3 separate regions of the Homo sapiens genome follow, and regions 2 and 3 are each linked to region 1. Evidence: chromatin contacts called from ENCODE Hi-C data. All regions are on one chromosome and are shown on one strand. Each heading gives the region's core, a stretch centred on a gene start or an enhancer-like site at or near the end of the contact. The rest is flanking DNA. Distances are from core to core; before and after follow the strand shown. Region 1 overlaps L3MBTL4 (L3MBTL histone methyl-lysine binding protein 4). Region 2 holds the start of L3MBTL4-AS1 (L3MBTL4 antisense RNA 1). Region 3 has its middle 28 kb from the start of LINC01387.

What was found. A loop is a pair of places that touch in the nucleus more often than their neighbours do. Pooled maps may share reads with other maps.
Region 2: a pooled map shows a loop between it and region 1 (2.0-fold over the local background). The contact joins the promoter of L3MBTL4-AS1 here to the enhancer-like site in region 1. A Hi-C loop is called at or near these places in 14 of 37 single-sample maps with no recorded cell type and 5 of 50 pooled maps.
Region 3: a loop to region 1 is called in a pooled map, with 8 times the contacts of the local background. The contact joins two enhancer-like sites. A Hi-C loop is called at or near these places in 10 of 37 single-sample maps with no recorded cell type and 5 of 50 pooled maps.

Annotation. Positions count from the first base shown.
Region 1 is chr18:5,973,337-5,977,095 of GRCh38, forward strand. All of the region lies in intron 16 of L3MBTL4 (L3MBTL histone methyl-lysine binding protein 4), which reads right to left. All of the region lies in intron 1 of LOC121725015 (a long non-coding RNA gene), which reads left to right. Among named protein-coding and RNA genes, the nearest start is that of TMEM200C, 80 kb to the left of the region's middle. Within about 2 kb of position 1,880, at least 2 of the 41 ENCODE cell types and tissues checked have a DNase peak (open chromatin) inside an H3K27ac peak, as active enhancers do.
Region 2 is chr18:6,254,910-6,258,676 of GRCh38, forward strand. It overlaps L3MBTL4-AS1 (L3MBTL4 antisense RNA 1), which reads left to right and starts at 1,835. Exons shown (of 3, transcript NR_110765.1): 1 at 1,835-1,964; 2 at 3,745-3,767. The region is part of intron 5 of L3MBTL4 (L3MBTL histone methyl-lysine binding protein 4); the gene reads right to left.
Region 3 is chr18:6,481,422-6,484,765 of GRCh38, forward strand. No RefSeq gene overlaps it. Among named protein-coding and RNA genes, the nearest start is that of LINC01387, 28 kb to the right of the region's middle. RefSeq lists an enhancer at 1,226-1,285. Within about 2 kb of position 1,315, at least 3 of the 41 ENCODE cell types and tissues checked have a DNase peak (open chromatin) inside an H3K27ac peak, as active enhancers do.

The DNA.
Region 1 (3,759 bases), core at 630-3,129:
TGTTGCCGATGTGTGGCAACCGTGTCAGATGCTAAAATGCTCTTGGCCTGCCAGCTTAGAAATTATGTGACTGTTGACAGGCTTTTAAAAGTTAGGGTGATTTGCATTATTTTAAATTCTGTGCATAAAATTACACTTTTGAAAATATCCACTTAAAATTTGCATAAATTTTTGTAATATGCGAATATACTGATTTTAACTTTTTTTTACAAAGCCCAGCACGATTTATGTCACATCAGATACTCACTAAAAAGTTGTTAATAAATTAAAGAACATAAGCTGATGATGAAGGCATAGACCGTTTCCAGAAACCATTCTCATCAAATCAGACGGATCAGATTCTTCTATCTTGGGCATTTTGGGTAAATGGAGCCTTCCAGATTTGATAAGGATGTTTGCCACAATGACAGGGCAGAAGGGTCACTTGTGTACTTCATCCACCAGAGCTGGCATCACAGCCCTGTTTCCACCTAACACAGCTGAGGGACATGAGATGCTTCCCAGTTGCACGACCTCATTGCCGTCATGACTCCTATCCAGCTCCCCTAAAAGTCAGCCAAGGAAATTCAGCCTGCAAAAGCAGCCCTCCTACTGGAGGTTTTAACATTTTAATTAATCAAAATGTTCTCTGCACCAGAAAATGAAATGTATATGTAATACTGCCTTTGCCTCTAACACCAATGTGACAATAAATAAAGATGTCCTTACGTGTAGGATGCCTTCTCCTTCTAGAAAACAGAATACATAAAACTTGTAATGTCAGTGGTTTGTCATTGGGGGATTTGGTTGAAAGAATTGTTTTGCTACCATTTTCCTTGCTATGGGTGTTTCTTTTGGATTTTATGGCCTTTAAAAAAATATATGATGAAGAGCTTAAAGATTTCATTCAAGGTGCTTACAGATATACTGTACCCTCAAGTTTCCAAGGCCAATATGTTCAGATATGTTCAGCTCTGTGTCCAGCTGCAGGGTCTGAAGAGGCCCTGGACCACAGCACTGGAAGACTTGGCCATGGATCTTGAGTCTAGCAGCACTCAGAGAGGAGTAACCCATCTCCAAAGAAAAGTCATTGCTTGCCCTTCCTATAGAGGCAATAAACACACTGGAACCTGGTTGATTCCCTGATGAGATGCAAGTCCACTGGTAAGTCTATCTGCCTTTAAAAGTCAGAACGCCACAGCCAGGGGAAGGCCAATTTTTCCAGAGTGCCTGAGACAGCCAGACCTGCCAGTTGTGGACAGCGTGTGACCTAGGGCTGCCTTTCCAGTGAAACGACCAAACAGACTTGCGACACGAGGCAGAGCACCGTCTGCTTCCCATTCCACAGATTAAAAAGAAAAGTATTCAGCCAGGTGCAGTGGCTCACACTTGTAATTTCAGCACTTTGGGAGGCCAAGTTGGGAGGATTGCTTGAGGCCAGGAGTTCAAGACCAGACTTGACAACACGGTGAGACCCTGTCTCTACAAAAAAGAAAAAATTAGCTGGGCATGGTGACATGCACCTGTAGTCTTGGCTACTTGGGAGGCTGAGGCAGGAGGATCACTTGAGTTCAGGAGGTCAAAGCTGCAATGAGTTATGATCGCACCACTGCATCCCAGTTTGGGTGACAGAGAAACCCTGTCTCTATTGTTTTGTTTTTTTTTTTTAAAAAGAGGAAGAATATTTTTTAGAAACTAAAGGATTTAATTTTGTCTGAAAATAACATAATGGTAGGTCCCTGATTTCTTCTCTGCCCTCTCACCCATCCTTCCCACCTCTGCTCTACCCTGACAAATGAGAAGGAAAATCCTTTATGGAAATGTTCTTTAAAAATATGTCTGTTTCTTCACAAAAGCCTCACAAAACAAAACTGAAGCAAGTGAGTCATAAATGGTAAACCACAGTCTGCATGACTGGGCCTTGAGTTATTTTTAATCCCACTAAAAACGGAGACCCATTTCACAAGTAACCTTCTCTTCAATGAAAGGGGTAGCAGTTCTACTGTGTTCTCTGCTGCAAAAAGGAGGAAATAAAAAAAATGCAGTCGGTCCCCAAATCCAATTATGTGATTGCTCTCACCCACTGTGTAATCTGTGACAGTCACCGACCAAGTCCCATCAATTTATCTGGCACTGACTGAGAAGTTACTCCACCCAGGACCTGTGCTTCCATAGTGACTTCTGCTGGAGAAGCAAGGAAATGTTCAGAGATGGCTTTTCAGCTGGGAACGTTGTTTTCTTCCCACGATCACCTGTTCTCATGCCCTGCGTACTGAACGTGCTTGAAGCTATCATTTCTCAGCTGCACTTTCTTCTCTTGATTTTGATGCTTCTGAGTCTACTCATTCCCCTTCATTTCCATTTCTTTATCCACAAAACAAAAGTAAAAAGCAGAACAAGAGAGGCTTCACCATGATGTGCAGGACAACTGTCTATTTCCGTATGGGAACAGGAGCTCCTCAGGAACGCTCCTCTCTCTGACAGCAGGCACTCAGCACATGCTGTTTCTTAGATGCCAAGTCATATTGCTCCTCAGACATGGGCATGGCCTGTCTGCTGCACTGTCTTCTGTTTCTCATACCCTTATTATCCAGAATTCATAAACGAATATCTGCAGTTTTCTAATTTTAGCTATTGGTCTTCCCTCATCACAAGCAGTCTCTTAACCAATTTTATATAAATATGGGAGATGAAGCACACAAGAGTCAGAGATTGTCCACTGCTTAGTGGGCTATCGAGAGGGTTAGAAGTTGAATGAAGAGCCTTGGATGCCCCACACCTGTGTACTATCCAATAACAGTAGCCACTAGCCACACTACAGAGCACCTGAAATGTGAAGCGTGCAAACTGAGATGTGCTATAGTACCTCCTGGATTTTGATCACTTAGTAGAAAAAGCAGAATGTAAAATATCTCCTTAATAATTTTTTGAATCTTGATTTACATGTTGAAATGATGTTTTGGATCTATTGGGTGAAATAGAATATGTCGTCAAAACTAATTTTACTTGTTTCTTCTGATTACGTTAAATACGGCCAGTAGAAACTTTCAAACTCTGTAAGTAGCCAGCATTCTGCTTCTGCTGGGATGGTGTGTGTCCAGAAGAGTGCTGAGCCCATGGCCTCTCTCCAGACCCACCCTGGGTGCAGGAAGAGGCTGGGTGGCTGGATCCAATTAACATGACTCTTGTGGAGTAATGATAACAGGGCTTGAGTAGCCTGGATTACACCCTGCCCCAGAAATCCAATAACAGAAGGCGTGAAGACAGGAGGTCATGGACAGTCTAGAGGAGCGGAAGAGTCTGTCTGGGGGATGACTTGGGTGCTTGTGTTGGTTCCATGGTTCATTTGCCCTGAGACTCTGAGCCATGTGTTTGTCTGGCTTATAACTGATGCTCAACAAATACCTGTTGAGTGGATGAATGAAGGCTGAATGAACGCACGCAGGCCAGAAGGCAGGGATATTTTTCATTTACTACAAAAGCAAAGAATGACTTTCAAAACTAGGTTAGGAACTGTTCAGAGTTAGAGCCACTTTCTCTAAAAGTGTCGCTGCCCAACCCCAAATCACTCAATGCTAAAGGAGTGTGCGGCAACCCAGCTGCTGTTTCCTTACCAGGTCTTGTGTCCTGGCAGGGAGGACTGAGGGAACCGAGTTTAGGAGTCTCTGGACTCCGGAGGGCATCTTTCAGGCATTCCTCTCCAACCTCCAGGGGACAGCCAGATCCTTGGGGCTCCGGCTGTCAGGCTTTACAACAGCTCTCAATGGGTAACCTTCCCAC
Region 2 (3,767 bases), core at 585-3,084, 280 kb after region 1:
TCTAGGCAACCTTAGACCAGCAAAGATCATTTATGAACAAAGAAAAAGAACCCACACCATTCATAATACAGGACTGCACAGAAAGAACTTTTTAAAATAACTTCTCAAATTGTTTGATAATTCACTGGCCATCACCGAACTGATTCCACAAATCCTGAGTCTAGTGTCTAAAACAATAAACTCACATATTTTTCCCCCAATGACTAAACTCTTCCCAGAGAAAATAGACAAGGATACTTCTAATACATATTTCCTTTAACTAAACAAGAAGTCGTGTCTACCCTTGATTCCAAATGCCACCATTTTCCTCTTTAATTCCTCCTCCTTCTGAAGAGCTCTGAACTTGACATTCAGCTTCCAGCTGGAACTGCAGATAAGCAGCCTGTTACAAGTGCTTCATACCCCTACCAGGAACTAAAAAGCAGTCCTGATCTGACTGTCTGGTTCCAGACTTCAGATCTGCTCAACTATTTCCCAGCAACCCTGGTACTTTCAATCACCATTTCAGAGACACAGATTCTAAATGTAGGAAAAGCATCTGAACCACATCAGGATGTATCTTCAATTCTGCCCCAGAACTTAGACCTTTAGAAACTACGGGAAATGAGCATGAATGGGAATTCTTTCTGCCCTTCAGAGCCCCAGCAATTAATCATCTTAAATGACTTCATGTCACAAGGCCACACTCTATTTTTAAAATACAGTTCCTTCTTTCGTCTCGATATGCCTTGTGATTTAAACTCCAACCAAACATCTCAATATAATGCACACAGTATTCTTTCAAAAAATGCTTTTTTTCCCCCTGGGAGTACTGTTAAATACCAGTGAAGTTACCTTAAAACTGAAGGCAACAAAATACATATAAAAGGCAAAAAAAAAAAAAAAAGAATAGGTAGACAAGCAAACAGTTTAGGCAATTGAAAAGAGGACACAGACTCAGGCTATAATTTGGTTCCAAGCATATCAGAATGCATAAAGTATTTCACTGCATTTTATAAAAGTACTAAAAAGCCAGACATGGTCATCATTTGGCTTATGATTAATATTTAAAGTACTAAGAAGCATCTATATTAAAACAGTGATAGTATTCTCAGTGACTGTCAAGTAATTTGGAACCATGTTCACAGCACAAACACTTGGTATCTGACTAAACTCTTCTGGCTGGAAAGCTTCTGGGTATCTCAAAGTTTCACAAGGAGTTTTAACAAATAGGAATTTCCACAGAACAATCTTCCTGCACCTGCAGGGCTAAATACAAATTCAGACTATCAAAAACAAAATGCACCTATCAAAAACAAAATGCACATGTGCACGTCTTTCAGATTCTATTTAATGTATAGGCATAGATAGAAAAATTCCATTTTTAAAATATAATTCAGGCATAGGTGAAGAACTTAAATTTGGGGTAGGGTGAATTCCCTTTACTCAGATTTCAAGTAAGGAAGACAAAGAGAGAATAGGAATGTGTTCAAATAAGGCTGTCTTGTTTCTAGGACAATTAGGAGGTTAAACCAGGAAGGTGCCTCTGTTCCTCCAACAACCCCCAGCCCCTCCCAAAAATAAATGCAACCTTATCATCCTGCAGAAGGCTGGAATTTCCTTTTCAGGACATAAAGTCTTTCTTTCTGAAATCATACTAGATTATAATAATAGCTATGAAGAGGGGAAGGAGGTAGAGCAGGACAAGAAAGTGGGGGGAGGTGGGAACGCCACGATTGTGCCTTGTTTAGAGAGAAAGGGGATGAAATGAGGAACCACTTCTGTTTTCATCGTGAATAAAGTTGGTGAGTCATCAGGCAGGAGAGAGGAGGCTGGGAACAACGTGACCCACTAAGGATTCTGCTCCAAGGACAGTGGGTTTCCCGCTGGGCACCCACTCTTAAGTGCAGATCGGGAGACTAAGACAGGAACACCCGCCGTGGGCAGGCCAGGCTGGAAGGATAGAGGACTGTGGTCGAACCAAGGCAAGTTGTGGCAAGGACAAGGTCTGCCGAGGCCAGGCTGGGCTAGTGTTCTGAATAAACAGGGGGTCGGTGGTCAGAGCACACAGGGCTACCAAGAGGGGCTGAGAAAAGGCAGTGGGAAAAGCAAGGGACGAGAGAAAGAGTGATTTTGAGAACCGCTTGTATTTAAGCAAGTCATCTATATGCCAGGCACTGTAGTACGCTGGACACTTGATATACACGATGTGGAATTCTTCAGGAAAATCCCTGAGAAGTAGGTGATATTATCTGCTGTTTTCAGTTAAATCAACTAAGAGTCAGGGAGGTGCCTCCACACAGTGAGGGGAAGCAGTGGAGGGCTTACTGAGGCAGCGCAGGTAAAAGCACAGCAAACAATACGAACCTCTCCCGGGAACCAGAGGGCAGAGAGGAACTAAAACAAGAAGAAAGAAACCCAAGTCAGGCTTCCAGGAGATCACAATTTCACCGAGAGACAAAATACACCCACACGTAACCACACAGAATGGCACAGGTTAAGGCAGTTAAGGAGCTGGATGAACTGACCCAAAGGTCAGGTTGCGGAGGCTGGAGGTGGGAAAGAAGGTTGGAAAAATCCAGAAAGAGAAAATGCAGTCTAAAATTTCAAGAAGCCAGTCTGGACTAAGGAGATGAGTTAGGGAGGAAAATGCAGAACCAAGGGACATTATTTTTTCATAAAGATGGAACAGACTTAAGCATATTTGCATTCTAAAAGGAAATGTTCTTTTCTTTTTTCTTTTTCTTTTTCTTTTTCTTTTTTTTTTTTTTTTTTTAAATGGAGTTTCGCTCTTGTTGCCCAGGCTGGAGTGCAATGGCGCAATCTTGGCTCACCGCAACCTCCGCTTCCCGGGTTCAAGCGATTCTCCTGCCTCAGCCTCCGGAGCAGCTGGGATTACAGGCATGCACCACTACACCCAGCTAATTTTGTATTTTTAGTAGAGACGGGGTTTCTCCATGTTGGTCAGGCTGGTCTCTAACTCCCAACCTCAGGTGATCCACCCACCTCGGCCTCCCAAAGTGCTGGGATTAGAGGCATGAGCCACATCGCCGGGCTCTAAAAGGAAATGTTCAAAAGAGAAGAAACGTCAGCTTACAGGCAGGCCCTGAGATAACTGATGGAGTAAGATCTCTAGAAAGGCAGGAATGGAAAGGATGCAGAGCACAGGTGCAGGAGGCTGGAGAGAAGGGACACTTCTTCCAGGACCACAGGGGAAAGAGGCAGGAAGAGGTGTGCTGAGTGATGGTCTGCAGGGGGCAGTGGAAGGTCTCACCACATGCAGTAAGGGACTGAAAGCTTCAGGTGGGAGGAAAGATGCCTGCCAGCATAGACCTGCTTTCCTAGGGAGCAGGGAGAGCCCAGACTAACAACACAGAAGGACGGCCAGACAATGCCTGCACGCTGAGGCTGTGCATCTGCAGGGCCACAGCTATCTGCAAGGCCTCATGGTTCCTACTCAGCAGTGCTTGGCACCTGGGGTAGAGAAGGTAGGCAGTGAATACGCATTAGTCAGGAGCTGGGATTGCGGTGGGCATGGATGGGGAGAGGATAGCAGGGAGGCAACGGACTGAAGATCCTGGCAAGAGAATGGCTGACATGAGGGAACTGGGCTGAGCTGGCCAGGGAAAATGTGAAGCCAGGAGGGAGACAACAAAGGAACTACAAGTCTTAAAAGAAAAAGTGGTGCTGTAAGAATAAGGGACAGAAAAGTCTGGAAAGACAGTGGACAAAATCAGATGGTGAGATTAAAGTTTACCATTGCAGAGGAGGTTCAACTGTGACTTATG
Region 3 (3,344 bases), core at 65-2,564, 510 kb after region 1:
ATAGGTAATCCGAGTCCAAGTCTCAAAGATCACGTATGGCATGCTAACAATCTTATCAACATTTCTCGCACTGTGTTTTAATGCAAGACACTCAGTTTTAGATGTTACTCTTCTTCTAGTTTTACCAATATTTGCATCTTATAAACAAACCACAGTGGATTAGGAGTGGTTTGCTGTGTGTGGCTTTGGTTGACTGTCAGTGAAGGGCACTGGACATAGGGACATGAAAAAGAGACAGTGGGGAGAAGAGCAGACAGCATGATGCTGAAGAGAAGAAAAAGAAACCTACGCAAGCAGAAACAAGCAACAGAAACAATAAGGCAGCCCAGAGTTGTTTATTTATCAAAACAGGATTGAGACAATAGGGTAGAGCAAACAGGGTGTCAAACATGGCCTCTGTAGCCCCAAAGGTTGTCACTACACAGAAAGGATGCTCAGCCATAACGAATCAGTTTAATTCTATTCCACGTTTTTCTTGATGAGAAATACATGCCACATTTAAGAAAGCTACCGATTCAAAATGGTTAACATTTTCTAAAAATACACTGAGGTCTACAAAAATTGAATTGGCTTATTGTATCTTCACTGCTGTTGGAGAAGTGAAGTTTTACCATCAGGCAATTCTCCTCCTGTGCATAATGATACCATACTGAAGTTTTAAATAGAAAGACATTGAAGTTTTTGAACCTTAATGTGAAGTTGTCCCTTTCAATTAAATATGGCACATATGTATTAATAAACAGACATCCCTGTAAAGTGAATTTCTCTGTACATGGAATCCAAATTTCTCACTGGTTTATATGTTAAATTCATATGTAGGAAAAACTTTAAAAATGTTCATAAACTATAATAAAGACAATAATTCAGCTCTTCTGAAAACTGCAGGCAGATAGGGTACAGTAGCAGACAGGACTTCGGAAGTACTGGGTTTAAGCCCAGGGCAGGTTAAAGGTTGTGGCTGTGGCTTTGAACAAGCCACTTTTGCCCTTCTGAATCTATGCAGATGCTTTGTTCATTTCAGAAGCATTTCTAGAGCTCCTACTAAGTGCCAGGCCTCATGCTAGGTCTCAGGCATACAAGGGTAAACAAGACAAGGCCTCTGGCTTCATAGGTTATCCAAGAACCTTGAAATGGTTTTGAACTTTTGGGATGAATAATGCTGGAAATTAGTTCAAGACAAATTCCCTGGAGATTTTAAGTGTGAAATACTAAGGATTACACAATTCACTCCCTGCTTAGCGTCTAAGGAGGAATCGCATTTCACCCTCGCTCCCTGGGAAGTGCGTGGCCGCCCCAGTCCTGGGTCCCGTGCTGCCTCAGCACCATCTGCTGGCTCACGAGGGAAGGGCCTGCAGGGAGGTCCTGCGGGGTCGGCCCAGCCCCACCCAAGGACCGCCTTACAGACCTCCTGGCAGGGACCAATGATGGCTGGTTGGCCAAAATAACTCTTGCTGGTGAAGAAAGCTGGGAGAAACATGACGTCTGAAGGGTTACTCGCCACCGTCTGGCGTAGGTGACTCAGCCAGGCAGGACCTCACACAGAGGAAACATTATGATTGCTCTAAGTACTGTAAGAAGAGAATTATTATTTTGTTGTGAGTGTATGATCCAATAAAGGTAACAATATACAGAATCACATGCCCTGTAGGTGAGACTCCAACCCGTCCTAGACTTACTGGCTGTGTGGAGATGCCTGGGAGAGCGTGGCAGGGCTGCAGCAGCTCACATTCCCCACGTACCTGCCCTGGCAGACAGCCTGGGATTGGCAAATGCACAATCATATTCACCAGGTGAAGAAAGGACCAGGACTTCCCCTATGGTCCGTCTTTTCTGATTTTTTTCTTCTTCTTCTTCTTCTTCTTTTTTTTTTTTTTTTTTTTGAGACGGGGTCTCGCTCTGACACCAGGTTGGAGTGCAGTGGAGTGATCTCAGCTCACTGCAACCTCCGACTCCCGGGTTCAAGCAATTCTCCTGCCTCAGCCTCCCGAGTAGCTGGGATTACAGGCGCCCGCCACCATGCCCAGCTAATTTTTGTATTTTTGGAGGAGACAGGGTTTCATCATGTTGGCCAGGATGGTCTCGATCTCCTGACCACGTGATCTGCCCACGTCCGCCTCCCGCAGTGCTGGGATTACAGGCGTGAACCACCGCGCCCAGCCTCTTTTTTGATTCTTGAAGTCACTCTTAGCACTTTGCTGAGGCTGTTTGTTAGCTTAGTGGTTTTCTATTCTGATTGTATCTGTTTTGACTTTGAAGGGAAAATGATATATTTGTTTGGTCAGAAAGACATAAGCCAAATAGTGGTGTGCAGTTGGGTTGCTCCACGAAGCAGAGCCTGAGATGAAGGCTTACAAATGGACTGTTTATTTGAAGGGACAGGATTGTGGGACAGAGGCATAGAACAGGGAAGGAGGGAAAGTTGCATTAAGAAGGTGTTGTCCAATGGGGTACCGTGGCAGGCAGTCAATGCTCTGTCCAGCCTGGATCTTCTGAAGAGCCATTTGAAATATGTCTCAGAACTGTCTTCTCCAGGGAATTGGAGGCTGGACCCCACGTTATGATCATGCAGGTGCAAATACCAGAATGTGCTCCAAGGTGCCTCCTGCATGGCAGCCGCCATCACACCCAAAGGCAAGAAAGAAGAGGCGTGCACAGGTGTGAGATTGCACCTGCGAGAAGCTGTCAGCGTCCTCAGAGAGGCAGAACTTGAGCATTGTGAAATGGCATGCAACAGGAGCCCAGTTCAAGTATTTACTCAGGAATAAAAAGTTTGGACATGTTACAGATGATTTATAACGACCTCCTAAATTATTGTAGCATTATTGATTGATTGGGTAGGTGGAAAAATGTGGAAGCTTGGCTAAGCCTGGGAATAAATAAAGGTGGGTGACTTTTCAGCCTTTATAGTCTATAAAAGAGTATCTCCCCTCACACTCACTTTTTATTATCAGTGCACTACTAGACTCTGACTTTAGCAATTTTGTTGTAAATAATAGTATATTTAGAAATCTATTCTTGAGACTAAGACTATGCATAAAAGGTTCCTGGGAAACCGAAAGTTATCATTTATTTGGCTAATTACGTCTAACTAGGTAGCTAAAATGCATAATAAGAATCCAAATAGCATTTTCCCACAGAGGGGGATTAATTGAATAATTAATAGCCTTCTCTATTTTGCATGAATAATTAAGAAGTCTAAAGGAACTACAAGCTGAATTCCATTACACCGAACGATTCCCAGGCCAATAGCAATGGCATATTAAAAGCAATATTCAATACAACCAAATTGTAGGACACACAAACCCTGACAGCATTCTCTCAGAGCTTGTTATAACAAGTTTTGA